2 separate regions of the Homo sapiens genome follow, and region 2 is linked to region 1. The links are chromatin contacts, found by Hi-C in ENCODE. All regions are on one chromosome and are shown on one strand. Each heading gives the region's core, a stretch centred on a gene start or an enhancer-like site at or near the end of the contact. The rest is flanking DNA. Distances are from core to core; before and after follow the strand shown. Region 1 overlaps AKAP1 (A-kinase anchoring protein 1). Region 2 overlaps MSI2 (musashi RNA binding protein 2).

Evidence for each region. Hi-C counts contacts between places; a loop is a spot of excess contacts on that map.
Region 2: a map of vagina shows a loop between it and region 1 (3-fold over the local background). The contact joins two enhancer-like sites. A Hi-C loop is called at or near these places in 1 of 168 maps with a recorded cell type or tissue (vagina).

The regions. Positions count from the first base shown.
Region 1 is chr17:57,107,645-57,115,042 of GRCh38, reverse strand. It overlaps AKAP1 (A-kinase anchoring protein 1), which reads right to left. Exons shown (of 11, transcript NM_003488.4): 3 at 4,885-5,018; 4 at 3,119-3,245; 5 at 2,425-2,552; 6 at 407-584. Among named protein-coding and RNA genes, the nearest start is that of AKAP1, 26 kb to the right of the region's middle. RefSeq lists a silencer at 681-975 and an enhancer at 5,573-6,174. Within about 2 kb of position 5,276, at least 15 of the 41 ENCODE cell types and tissues checked have a DNase peak (open chromatin) inside an H3K27ac peak, as active enhancers do.
Region 2 is chr17:57,533,824-57,541,198 of GRCh38, reverse strand. The region is part of intron 7 of MSI2 (musashi RNA binding protein 2); the gene reads right to left. Among named protein-coding and RNA genes, the nearest start is that of MSI2-AS1, 71 kb to the left of the region's middle. RefSeq lists an enhancer at 7,184-7,373. Within about 2 kb of position 5,759, at least 4 of the 41 ENCODE cell types and tissues checked have a DNase peak (open chromatin) inside an H3K27ac peak, as active enhancers do.

The DNA.
Region 1 (7,398 bases), core at 4,027-6,526:
ACCATTATATGCATAAGTGCTTTATATGTAATACATACAGTATTCAACACTAATTCCTGGAACAAGTGGGTATCACCCCCTTTAACAGATAATAAATAGGTGGCAGATACTATGACACTGGCTTTGAGGGAAAAAAAAAAGAAAAAATTAAAAAAAAAAATTAGTGGCAGAGCTGGGATCTGAATCCCTGTGTCAAAACTCTACTCCAACACCCATCACTCTGCCAGCCAGTGGAAACCCCAGCTCTGCCTTGCCAGGAAACCCACCCCAGCTCCATAACAATGGCAAGAATTGAAGGATGCTGCTTCCATGAAGGATCGCAGAACAGCCTCCTCCTGATCAGGATCCAGGGCAGAACAGGCAACCCCAGGGGTCCCCCTTCCCGACCCCTCAGGGCACTGCTTACTTTCCACTGGGGTGGGCAAGGTGGGGATTCCAGGCTGAGAGTAACAGAGGTACATCTGCTGGTCGAGGCTGCGCAGCGCGTGGAAGGTAGGGTGTGTGTGCTGCTGCACGAACAGGTGCCCGGCATTGACCTGGTTGACCACAATGACCTCCACGGTGATGCCATCAGGCAGCATGAGCTGTAGAGGGGAAGGGGGAGCGGTCACTGAAACAATCCTTCTTATCTCATCTTTGAATAAGTCCCGAGACCCAAGGGCAAGTCTCTGGGCTAGCATATCTTTGAAAAGGGCAACTCAAGACAACATGGCACCCAGAAGGTAGAGGTTGAAGGACTACTTTAACAACAGAAAGTGTTCGACACCCCTGTGGCTGTTGTCCTGCAATACCACGAGCAGCCATTAGGGGCAGTCTCACCTCAGGGCCAGGCAGGGAGGGTCCCACAGACACTGGGCAACCAAGAAGCAACTGCGGAGGTAGTGCTGGGCCTTGCACAGGCCTGGGCAGGGTCCACCTACCAGCAGTGCCCTCCCTCCCACTTCTGTTGATGAATCTATAAGACCCAGGGAGGGCAACACAGGAATGAGGTGGCCGCTGAGAACAAGACTCCTGAAAATAAGCAGTAGGCAGGCCCCAGGCCCTTTAGCCAACTCCTGTGGACTGGCAGACAACCCCAGGAGCCTATGGTCTGACAGCATCTACGCTGCCCTCCCAAGAGCAAGCAGTGGCCTCAGGTCAGGTCCATGGTCAAGGTCTAGCAGAGTCTGCTTCCTATTTGCTCTCCCTCCTACTGCTTACCCTCCTGAGGTCAGGAGTTCAAGACCAGCCTGGCAAACATGGTGAAATCCCATCTCTACTAAAAACATACAAATTAGCTGGGCATGGTGGAGCACACCTGTAATCCCAGCTACTCAGGAGGCTGGGGCAGGATAATCGTTTGAACCTGGTGGGCAGAGGTTGCAGTGAGCCAAGATCATGCCACTACACTCCAGACTGGGCAACAGAGTGAGACTCTGTCTCAAAAAAAAAAAAAAAAAAAAAAAAAAGAGAGTGAGTCTACGACCGAGCCTCCTGGGAAAAAACTCTTGATTCAGGAGTAAAGCATAAAGTGGTATTCAGCCTACTCTCACATATCCACAGGAAAAAGATATCCCAATCCTTTCCCTCCAGCCCAAGGGCCTTTGCAAAGGGGAAGACACAAAACTGAAATGCCTACCATCCATAAAAAAACAAAAAAACAAAAAAAAAACACGAAGGAGGACAATTTCCTTGGAGCTATAGTCAGCCCATCTGTCCATCTGTGTAAAACGTAGTCAACAGTCGTTGGCCCACAGAATTCTGCAATTCTACTCCCAGTGAGATAAGACCCAACCAGGGCCAGAGGCACACGGCAGGATATGGGCCACGGCCCTGAGAGACCCTGCAGTCAGCAGCACACAGGGGCCCTGGAGATAGCAGCTCTTCCCTCTGCCAAACTCCTGGGGCAACCTCCCAAGAGTCACTGGACTTCCGGGCCTGGTGGGGAGTATTCATTCTTCTTTGTAATTTAGGCACCTCCTGGGGAGGGGAAGGGGAAGGAGATCCTTCACCAGGGCCACTGTTAAGGCCTGACTCAACCAGAAGAAAGAACAAGCGCCATCCAAACCCATGATTCTAGTCCCACCCAGGTCTCAGGTGGTGAACGGCGACCCTGGACACACCCAATCTCCTGTCCGAACTACACCATCCTTTCTAAGCAAACGCCTAGAAAACTTAAAAGGTGCCCAGGGGGAGAGCCAGGAAAAGTAGTCCTCCCATGTGGGGACCAAGAGGCCTCTGGTTTCCTGCCAGCGCTATCACCACCTAAGCCCTGTCCCCAGAACACAGTCCCATAGCAGAACCGACCAGCAGAGGCCAGAGAAGAGAGGGCGCAGGCACTCATGTGCACTTGGCCTTCTTAGCCTGAGGTCTGGGGAGTTTCTTGTTTGGGGTAGGTTTGGGGGAAAGTGGCAAGAAGTCCGGATCACCCAGTAGCACGCTCACCCAGGATGTCATCGGCAGAGAAGGCAGTGCCAGTGAAGGCAATGGGGGAGCGTAGATATTGGTGAGGTTCAGCTCTTTGAACTTCTTCCCAATCAAGTTCAGCGCTTTGTCTACATGATGTTGAGAGCCTAAATAGCGGATGGGGGCAGGACATACAATCACTGTAAGAGGAAACTCACACCCACACTCACAAAAACACAGCCACAGACCCCACTCCACTGGACTTTGCATAGAGTTCAAGTGCATCTTTGAGGTAACAAAACACTTAAGCTCTGCTTTAGGAAGAAAGGCATCTAAGCCTTTCAAATGATACCTCTGCCATTATGATCCATGCTTTCAATGCAACAGAAGAGGCAGGCAGCTGTGAAAATGCCAAGGGGGAATTGCACACAGGGCACTTCTGCTTTGAGAGAAGCCTTTATGGGGTGGTGGGCACTATGAACCCAGGACCCAGGCCCCGCCCAACCAAGCACCCACACTTCTCCTGGCCAAAGATCAGAGTAGGGAGGGACCTGAGTCTCCCGCAGGCACCTGAAATGGGGAAAAGGCTGCAGGGAAGATACCTAATGCTCCCTTCCCTGGGATGAGAAGCAGGGTTTCCTATTCCAAAAAGATAGCAATTGAAACTCAGATGCTATTCACTTCTATTTAATATTTCAGGTAAGAGGCAATACAAGCAGCAGATGTTACTGACCTTCTATGTGGCAGATCTGGACGCTCTGGGTGTAAGGCAGGGTTGAAATGTAGATCTTGGCACCAGATGTTTGCTTCAGAAAACTCACATAGCGCCCCTGCTTGCCAATTAGCCGACCGACTAAGTGCTTCCAGAAAGACAAAAAGAGATGAGAGGGTTAAAGGGAAACCAATTCCCTGGACACCCAAAGACCTACTTCTGTTTTACACAAGATCATGCTCAAACATATTAGCTGTTACCATGTCAGCATTTATTTTCCAGGACTATTCTAAGCACTTACATTTACTCATAGTACCTGTGAAACACAGATAACTTTATCACCATTCTGTATATGGGGAAACAAGCCCAGAGAGGCTAAGTAACTACCTTAAGGTCACACAGCTGCTAACCAGGAAGTCGAACCAGGCAGTCTGGCTCCAGGACCAAGCAGTTCCCATTTCATCCCAACAATGTGGCCCAGACCCGGAAAGCTGCAAAGGCAGCAGCATCTTCTCCTCTAAAAGCCATGCTGAGAAGTTTCACCAGCACACAGTTTCTCGATTTCTCGTGCCCCTCTCCCTCAAGTCTACTCAGATCCAAAGATAAAGGGGCTCGATTTGAAAATGAAGGTCTAAGAACCCTGGGCTCCCGCTGCCAAGTGACAGCAGGCTGAAGCCTGCAGAGCAGGAGGCATGCAGAAGTGCCCAGTGCGCCAGAGTTCAAGGCAGATAGAAGCAGCCAAACTTAGCCCTTACGTAAGATGGGCTCCCACACAACCGCCAACGACCCCCTCCCGGAGGAGCTACTGGGGACATGGTCCATCCTCAGGCACAGCCTTTCTCTTCATGCCCTTTGTAACCACTGAAGGAAAAGCAGGCAGGACGGATAACAGGGCCCCCCAGGGAGGAAACCACCAAGAGACCTCGCAACCCAGGGTCAAAACAGCCACTCTGACCCAGAGTTCAGACCAAGCCAAGTCTCCACCTGAGCACAGAGCCCAGGGCCCTGGGAGAATGCGGTCTGACAAATTATTTCTGAGCCCCAGAGATAAACATCAAGATCAAGCTAATATGTTGTAAGTTCTAATAGCAAGAAGCTCGAAACCACTTAAGCACTCAGGAATGGGGGACTGATGAAGTAAACTGACATCCACACAGTGAATAATGCAGTTACAGTTACATTTTCAAAGAATAACACACGAAAATTAAATTGTTAAATATTTAAAGTATTAATTAAAGCGACATAATCTCAGTTTTGTTTAAAAACCACAGGGTGCAAGATGAGAAGGAAATAAAAGTCTTTCACAGTCACTCTCAAGGGTAGGATTAGAGCTGATTTTTATTTTCTGCATGTATTTCTATACTTTTCAAGTTCTCTAAAATATGGATTTATGCTTTGCTCAATTATAAAATACACTTGGAGCACTTGAGCAGAGCTCAGTGAAGGGATTCTGGCTGGCCCCCACGGCCTTGGTGTTTTTTTTCCAAATAGATCTGAGCCCCAGAATATGCAAGAACCACCCCCAAGGGAGACACACAGGCCTGCGAGTTTGAGAAGTACAAGAATAAGATGCTCCTGGAGGCAGCTGGAGGAATTCCATGTTGCAGGAAGCTCTCTGAGCCTTGGCAAAGTGTAGCGTGTCCTTTCCCTGCGGCCTTTGGCTGACCCAGGGCTCCTTCTGGTTTACTGTCCCTCTCCCAGCCCCCTCCCTCCCTGAGGTCTAATGGCCCTGGCCCCAGGGAGCTTTGGGCTTACCACAGAACCAGCCTGGGGGACTCCGCCCCTACCTTTGGCACCTCGATCTCCCAGATGATGAGGTCGACCTTCTTAGGGTTGGAGCCTGCCTGGGCATTTTGGAAGCTCTCAGTCTTCTTGAGACTGCAACAGCTATCCACGGAATCCATGCTGTTCCTGTCAGAACCTGCAGGGGAAGAAGCAGCAGGCACGCACACACACAGACCCCACTCAGAGCAGCCAGTAACCAAGAACTTCCCAAACTCACATTCCCAGGAGGCCCTGCCCCACACCCGCTCCTCAAGCTTGGCAGGTGACTGTCAACTTACAGTCTAGAAGGCTCAGAACAACCCCAATGAAAGGAGAACTGGGGGTGTCGATACACCTAATTTTAGCCTGTCACTTACAGTCCCACTTGCTTAATTGGCAGCCGCACCCAGCCACAGCTGCTGGAGCAGAGACACAAGTGGTGAACTTGGAAGAGACAGACTGCGCCCAGGGAAGGGGAGCCCAGAGGGCGGGGGAGGAGACACGCTTGAGGTCCACATGGTCCTGAGAGCCAGACCGATGGACCACAAACACCTTGACACCCTTCCAACTATCCTACCCCCTCAGACCAAGGGTCAGTCTCCTGTCCCCAGGGCCCAGTCCCAGGGTCATAGGTACTGGCCTTCAGCCCAGCAGAGCTAGACAAAGTCCTCACTGGCCTGCCTGAGGGCCCCATTCTTATACCTAGCGGGGACCCGCTCGTTCCTCTGCCATATGTGGACTAAAAAAGGAGAGTCTCCTTTCCCTTTGCTTAGGCCTGATTCATGCAACTCTGAACACTCTTCTGGCTCAAATACTCCCTTGGTCAAAAGACTGAGCCAAAGCTCATGCCCAAGAAAACCCAATGGGAACAGACTCTGCTCCCGACCTGGGCTGTTCCACTCTCACTCAAGAGCGTGCCAAAGGGACCGTCACAAAAAAGCGGGTCCAGATCAGCTCAAGAGAAGTGGCCCTGGCTTAAATATGGATGACTCAATCACCAGAAATAGATCACTCCTGAGAGTCTACCAATTAGGTTACCTTCCACATGGTTTCTCCAAACCCTGAGTATAATCCTTTGCCAAGTAACCCATACACTGGATGCAGAGAACTAAGGCCCAAGAGATCCTGCTCCCAGCTAAGGAAGAATCACCTTCAAAATGACTTCCCCCCTTAACACTAGGCGCTTCGAACAGGATTCATGCAGGGAAAAGTACCCCTTCTGGGGGAAGACTGCTTGGCTAGCCTGCGGGAAGCATAACAGGCTGACAGGGGCTGGGCGAGGGGGCGGGGAGCTCTGCTCACTCACAGTATCCAGCCTCTGCCCCACAGAATGGGACTGGCTAACACCTGCCATCCCGATGGCTCCCAGCAGTGGCTCAGAACCACACCCGGACTCTAGCAGGCTGCACTCAAAGGCCAGCTTCCAGCTCCCTCAGTGGGGTGGTCCCTGGTCCCCTTCTCAGCTTCAACTTCCTCACAAACAAAGCAGGGCTGACATGAAGGTACATGCGAGGCACTAACCTCGTGCTTGGCACCCACCGCATGCTCGTGGACAGTATTACCTCATTTCCACGTGCCATCCCTAAACCTCCCTGCCCATCACCACGGCTTAGGTTCAAGCCTAAACTCAGAAGACTTCAACAGGTCTGAGTAGCTACTACTATCCATCTAGAGTTGGCAGACAAGGCTGCGGGGCTTGTTAATTCAGCTGAGGGGCAGTAAGCAAAGGGAAACTCCTTTATTCTTAAAAAATAAATAAAATAAAAATCACCCATTTTCAGATGCAGTATTTTAAGAAACATTTAAACATCCCGAGATTAGGATGCATCATATAGTATCTTGCCTTCTATAATCATGACTGGCAGCACTTTTTTCTTTCCAAGGTACATAAAAACAGTAGTGTCTTAACAGCATCTTGGAGGTGACAAAATGTAGCGTGTGGTACAAACTAGATGCTGCTGAAAGTGGTAAAATTCCCAATAAAGATTCCCAACCTACCCGGAGCTGAAATGGGAGGGAATGGCTCCAGGACAAACAAGTCAGAGAGCCACTCGGGATATTCGTGGCCTCTCTCCATGAGATAAATGAAAACACCCCAGGGTGCCTGCAGAAGCAGGGTCAGGAGCTGCTGACCTGTAAGTTAGCGGTCTGAACTGTCTACGCTGGGGTCAGCACTCGAAAAACCCAGGACACCTCGTTATCAAAGTGCCCCGCTTTCCCGGGGGTGGAGCTGCAACTGCACAGAAAGAAAATGGCTGAGGCTTTCTGCAAAGGTGACAGCGACAACTCAGGAAGCTCAAGCCTCCCACAAGTATTCAAAGCTGTGGCCGTTCTTTGGGCACTTACCCTGTAAGAGCTTCTGGAGAAGGAAAGCAGGTGAAGACATGGGAACAAGCACATGATTAAAAGGAAATAAAAACCATTCAAAACACTCACACCCATACCTGGCACTCAAGGGAAGTAAAGCTAAGGAGGCCTCTCCATTAAAACACACACACACACGCACACACAAAGAGGTTAGTGTTTAAAAAAGAAAA
Region 2 (7,375 bases), core at 4,510-7,009, 430 kb before region 1:
ACTTCAGACTTCTTGAAGTGTCTCTCTCTCTCTCTCTCTCTCTCTCTACCAAAATGTATCTTTAACATCCTAAGGTCACTTTCAAGGTCTTTGGCAAATTAGACTTGGGCAAGGTGTGAACCAAGTCAGGCTTCGGGGGCTGTGTTCTCAGTTGCATGAAAGGTCTTTTCTCTAACTTCTCTTGCACATCATTTTGCTTAGGGGGGTTGTGACTAGCAAGGCACAGAGCGAGAAGGATAAGTCTGACCACCAGGACTGCAGGCCAGTAGTGAGCAAGGGGACATACTGGGCAGGAAACTCTGCTTTGCCCTATTATTTTCCTAGGGCTGCCATAACAAGCTACCACAAATGGGAGGGGGGAGCTTAAAACAACAGAAACTTATTCTGTCTCAGTTTTGAAAGCTAGAAATCTGAAATCCAGGTGTTGGCAAGGCCATGCCCTCTTGAAGGCTCAGGGGAAAATCTGTTTCAGGCTCTTCTCTTAGCTTCTGGTGTGGTCAGCAATCCTTGGCTTGCAGCCGCACTGCCCCTGTCCCTGCCTCTGAGGTCATGTGGCCATCTCCCTGTGTCTCTCTCTTCACATGTTCCTTCTTATAAGGACTATGGTGAGATCAGTTCACTCCACTAAGACCTCCTCTTAACCCGATTACACCTCCAAAGACCCTCTTTCTAAATAAGGTCACATTCTGAGGTATTTCAACTTATCTTTTTGGGGTTAGGACTTCTTTTGGGGGTATCTTTTAGGGGTCAGGACTTCAACTTATGCTTTTGGAGGACAAAATTCAGCCCACAACACCCTTCAAGGTGGAAAACTTGACAGCATCTGCCAGCAGCCATCTAGGGTGTTAACATTCTCTCCAATCAGCAAGCCTGAGCCTCCATTCCCGAAGTAATGACAGTCACAGTATTCTTAGTAGTAAAATAACAATAATTAATATGATAATGACAAAGTTAACATTTACAGATAGCCTTCCAAGCATCAGATGTTTCACACAGATAAACTATCTCACTTAAACTTCCCAAGTCCATGAGTTAATAACATTAACACCATTTAATAGATGAGAAAACTGAGGTTCAGAGAGATTTAGTAACTTGTCCAGGGTCACACAGCAATTGATTAGTGGTTGCTCTGGAAAGTGAGTCCTGCAGTGGGAATCTGGACCTAAGCTCTTATCCCTTTGCCACATGGCCCAGACACTTCACAAGCATCATTAACCGGGTGTTGCCTTGACTCCTAAGCCATAAACAATGGGAATGCAGAGGAAGATTCTGCATTTGCCACGCTGTGTAAGGTCCCCACGTGTTTACTAGTCATAACTTGGGGTAGAAAAATGCTTTTAACTTTTTTTAAACTTGAATTACGAAGCACTTTGAGCTCCTGGGATGGAGGACCTCCCTGTTCTGGCCCTCCTCCCCTCTGGTCTTGGATGAACTGGCGCAAACCAGGCTTCTTTTCAGACCAGGGCCAGTCTGGCTATTCTAATAATAGCACGTTGTCTGGGAAGAGCAGAAACTACTAAGAAAATCCTCATCTATCCATCAGATCATCTGTTTATGGAAACAAAAAGCAACCTCTGTCTCCAGGTTCAAGCAATTTTCCTGCCTCAGCCTCCTGAGTAGCTGGGATTACAGGCACGTGCCACCGTTCCTGGCTAATTTTTGTATTTTCAGTAGAGATGGGGTTTCACCCTGTTGGCTAGGCTGGTCTTGAACTCCTGACCTCAAGTGATCTGCCCACCTTGGCCTCCGAAAGTGCTGGGATTACAGCCGTGAGCCACTGTGCCCGGCTGGTAAATTTTCTTTCTTTCAAAAAGTCTCTTTCACGTTGTTCTATCACTGCATTGACAATTCAAATTGGAATAAATTTTAAAAGCTCACACTAAAGAAGTAAATGAATAGGTAATAAGTGCATAAGGTACAAAAATTCAAAAAGTATTGCAGCGAGCCAAGATTGCGCCACTGCACTCCAGCCTGGGCAACAGAGCCAGACTCCGTCTCAAAAAAAAAAAAAAAATTCAAAAAGTAAATGAGTATATAATAAAAAGATTCCCTCCGTCTCTGTATCTCAGGTTGCTTAATTCTCTTCCCCATAAAAAAGGAGCAAACACTTTTTTATGTATGTATGTTTTTAATGTATGTACATCTGCATATGATATGCACGTGTGCATAAAACATATTTGAGTGTTTAGTATGGGCAGAGACTGTTCCAAACCCTTTATACTCATTAAATGACGTAAGCTTCAGGCTAACCCAATGTCCTATTTTACAGATAAGGAATCTGAGTTGCAGAGAAGATAAGTAAGTTGCCCAAGGTCACACAGCTATTAAGTCCCAGAGCTTAGATTTGTCTCACTTCAGAGCATGTGATCTTAACCAATATGCAGTTCTAACTCCTTGTTACCGATTTTGCAGGCATCCTTTCAAAGATATTCCATGCACATGCAAGCATATGTGTGTGTGCAAAGCAGAGGAAAAAACAACCACGAAAGGGTTTTATTTTTCAAGACTAGGGTCCCCAAAACTCAAACACAGATTTTAGTTTGTTTGCCTAAAGAAGTTAAGCAGGTGGTTTCACTTAAGGAGGAAGGGGGAAGAAACCAGGCTGCCCCGCACTCTCCACTTGCGGGGAGTGGGGAGTGGGCACCTCGCAAGCGGAATCATTTAACTCTTACAGAGCGGGTGTGTTACCTTCACAAGGGAGTAAAACATCTTGTAACTTGCCTGAGATCACGCCCAAGGGAAAGCTGGGATCTGAAACCGAGTATGACCAACTCTAAAACTCAAGCTCTTTGCAGCATACCATGCTGATATACAGATACAGATGGGATAGCGTACACCCTCTGATCCACAAACTGAAAACAGAGGCTGAAGTCCAGAGGTGCATAATAACCGGGACCCCTCTAGGAACCTTAAGTCCCAACGGGGAGGCAGCCACCCAGGGCTTGCGGCGACCCCTGGCCCAGCCCTCTCCGGCCACTGGCAGTGCCGTGATGCTAAGAAAGGGGGTGCTTTTAATCAAGCTGCCATGCTAAAAGCTCCTTTCTCTTCAGATCTCCACACTCTGCCCTCACCGAGATCTTAAACCATGTTGTGAGAGTCAGAGCCTGGGCCTCTATGGGAACAGGACCAAACAAAAGATTCATTGTCCCTCTCTACAAAAAAACCACTTCTGGGTCAGTGAAGTTGCTGACCCTGAGCCCACTCCCTTTCTGCTTCCGTGGGCCACAGCAGGGGGAGGCAGGAAGACCTATTAGGTCACCACCCTTTTGGTGCCAGGGCTTTTATTCCAAAGGAAAGAAGTTTAAGATTTGTATTTTGGCTAAAAAAGTGCAGCTCATCCTGGGTACCAAACTCCCCCTGGCTTTGCAAGCTCCCTCTTGCCCCGGGCACCCTGTCCCCCAGCCCTGTTGCTAGGAAGTTGAGGGCTTTGTATTACTCCGTGTCTCCAAAGAAGAGCAGGTGAACAGAAACCAAGCTACTGTGTTGATTAATATCTCAAGAGACAGCGCCGGAATGGGCGCTTCCGGAATTGAGTTAACTCGGGGGAAAAAAATGAAAGCACACTCCTTGCTTTCCTGTCAGAAATAAAATTAAGGTCTTGGATCGATGTTGCCAGATTCTACAGGAATCCTTAATGGCCTCCTCTACATGTTTTCAAATTCACATTCCCCTTCAACCCTACCCTTTTAATTGGTTATTTGCGAGGTCATGTTTGCACCAATTTCTCAGGAAGGCTAATGGTGTTTATTTAACGAGAAAATAAAATGTGCAGACAGCTCCGGGGCTGGTCTCTGAAAGATGGCAAAGGGTGGGCTGACTCTTTATCCCACCCCCTCCTTTGCCCTCCATCGCTGCAAGGTTACAGGGCCTGGGGATACAGCCCTGCAAGGCAGTGAAGAGGCGGGTGTGCCCCTCACGGTGGGCACGCAGCATGCCCACCCCCTCACACAGTCCCAGCTTTAGAATGAGCCCACTGGAGGCACAGAACCTTGGGTTCTGAGAATCTGGCAGAGGGGCAATGGCTGTCCTCTTATTGCCACTGTTGGACTAGGCGATTCTTCCTTGTTCTAACTCAAGTGTGCCCAACATTGAGGCTACACAGAACTCTTTTCCAATGGAAACTCTTCAAGTACCCAAAGGCTGCAATGAATGACCACATCACAGCTCTCCACTCCCCTCAAGACCTCTTGGACTCAATCATATTGAGTTTCTACCCCATTCTCACCATTCTCTCCCAGATTCCTGTTGGTCAATGTCTTTCTTAAACAGTTGCCCACCGCCCCACCCTCTGCCACCCAACAATGGTCCACTCTGGAAAGAGAACTGGATTTTCACCTAACCCCATCTAGGACCCTGAACTTACCTAAGAGAACCCAGCTGGCATGTTACATCACACTACGGACTAAACTGAAAGCTCTGGGAGGCCAGGAACCCTGGCTGTTGGTGGTGGTCTATGACAGACTGTCCGCTTTCTTGTCAAGTGGTTTCTAATCCTGGTGCAGAATTAGGATCAATACCAATAGTGACCAACTGTTGGTTTACAGGCTTCCAATAAACCCCTTAACACATCTCAGACTTGGGAGAGGATTTGATGGATACTTAACACCATCAACAATTAGTGAAAAGATAAGAGCAGATTTGAGAGGTGGGGAAAATACTACCGGTAAAATGCCAGCAGGGAAGACAGGCAGCAAATCCTGCTCCAGACCCCAAACGAGGGCAGCGTGGGAGCCAATCTTTTGCAGGCTGCCCTCCTGTCACATCAGCAAAAGTGTCATCACCAGCTGTGATTCTACACATCCTTATCATACTTTCTACTCCCTCCAACAACCCTTCTTCTTGGACTGTGCCCTTTCTGGCCAGAGGGTCTGATCGTTTTTGTCAAATACACTTATTCCTCCATCCTACAAAGTCACATGTACAGCTTATACAGTCCCAACGTTCTTCCCTAGGTAAATAAAGTCAGAATGTTAGACTCTCATTAGGAAGGACATGCATACATTATGTCTGACATCCCACACCTACAAGTGAAGCAATGCTTTAAATTATTTTAAAATGTAACCTACACCTTTGTGAAACTTTTTTCTATGCCCTCTTTTTTTTTTTGAGTAATAGACACCAATAAACAAATAATGACAGTGCAATTCTTAGGCATCTTTATACATCGTACATAAAAGAGTCAATCTGGACTTCAGAGGTCAATTTCAAAAGTGAGTGTCTGGCAGGTATTCAAAACATTAAGGGCTGTTCTTCCTCCTTAGAAAAGCATTATCTTCTATCACAGCTTAAGTTACATCTTACTGGCACCATTTTAATAAATAAACCGATTACGCAAATTACAAAGACCTTAAACTTTGGCCAGCTGCTTTTCGGGACAGAGACTGAGCAAGCTCCAGGAAGAACCCAAGCTCTCCGGCCACCTGCCTGGATGCTCCTCCCTCTGGCTGGATCCCCAACCACTGCACCTTTCCAGCCCAGGAACTGGGATAAACCACAGCCACTCTGGGAAAGGACCCTCTTAGTTCAAGAGGCCTGCCACTGATGGTGCTCGCTGGGGCTCACAAAACCATCCCACCCCCTTCCAGTGGGTCTCAGGGCTGTTATTCCTCTCCAAAGCCATTAGCATTGCATTTAATAAGCAACTGCTAACTGCTGGCAGAAGAGTCATCCATCACACTAATCTTTATTTCTCTCCCCGTGTCTCCTGTTCCTTTGCCTCTGGCAATGTTCCAGGGCAAGCAGGCCTGCTGGGTAATGAAGGCCACAGGGATGTCCTCTGCCAGAAACCACTCCCTCACCAGGCTATGGGATTAGCTTCAGAGACTCCTCACCTCCTTTCAACTAGGCCTCAACCATCCAGATCTTCCCTGGAGGAACCCAGCTGTGCAGGGCTCAGGAACCCAGGGCTCTGAAATTGGAGGGAAGGACAGCTGAGGATCCTCTACAGTGACCCTCACAATGGGGAGGGTTCCCTTCCCCCATAAGGAGGTGAGTGTGAGATTATTTCAGCAAGCAACATGCCCGCATTCCACTTTCTCCATCAGGGCTGAGGTTGTGGGGACACTGGAGAGAGAGCTGGCCAGTGCACCCTTCCTCCCTCCCGCTGGCTGTCTACTCCCCGGCCTCCTGCCAACAACAGAGCAAACTGGAAGGACAGCACCTTGTTGCCTCTTCCCTCCCTGTCCCTCCCCTCCAGCCCCACTTGGGATCAATACTTAATGCCAAGTCCCAGATCTTATCTGACTTTTACAAGGATAAAGCAACAAACTTCCCCCTCCTAATGATTAAATCCATTGACGATCAGCCCAGTGTTTTCCAGACCATCTCTAACAACTTTTAGACAGCAAATGAAGTGACTCTGAGAAGATTGGAAAGCCACCATTCTCCGCTCCCCCTGGGCACAAATCATCGTATGGAAGGCCAGGAAATGAAGTGAGGGACAGGGCCAAGGGAGGCATCCAGGTTTTTGTTTTATATTTTTGTGAGACGGAGTTTCACTCTTGTTGCCCAGGCTGGAGTGCAATGGCGCCATCTCGGCTCACTGCAACCTCCGCCTCCTGGGTTCAAGCGATTCTCCTGCCTCAGCCTCCCGGGTGGCTGGGATTTCAGGAGGCACCCACCACCACACCCGGCTAATTTTTGTATTTTTAGTAGAGACAGGGTATCACCATGTTGGCCAGGCTGGTCTTGAACTCCTGACCTCTGGTGATCCACCCGCCTCGGCCTCCCAAAGTGCTGGGATTACAGGTGTGAGCCATCGTGCCGACTGGCATCCAGGTTTTAACAACAGCTCTGCTCCTTGTCTGGCTGCAGGAATCTGCTATGCAATATTCCAAACTTATGTGCCTTAATTTCTCCAAGTGGAAATGGAGGAGCACGGTCATCCAGCAAGAAGGCTGTTGTGGAGAAGGACAGAAAATGAGGAAATACCAAACCCTTAAAATGACCAGCTCCTCCGCTTTAACCAGTTACCTTGCACAATGCTTGCAGAGTGTAAGAGCCTGAGCTCCAGGTCAGACAGGCTGGGTTTACGTCCCAGCTCTGCTTTCACCAGTGTGAGACTCTGGGCAGCTCGGTTCACCTATGGCTGTCTGTCATCAAGGTTCAATGGTAGGTGCCAGCACTGTGCTAAGCACTTGGTGTTGTAAGTGCTCAGAAAGTGTTGGCTGTTTCTATCAAGATTGCTAACATGGCCTGCTTAGACAGCAACAGAACTCCACACACCATCACAGTGGGTGCTGTGTCAGGATGCTTAGATCCCCTTCAGGAATGAAGGACCTCCTTCCCAGTGGCTGGGAGTGCTGCTGGAAGATAGTCCCCAGCTGGAAGTCCCCTCCAGGATTTCCCCAGGGGAAGCCCAGGTCACATCAGCCTC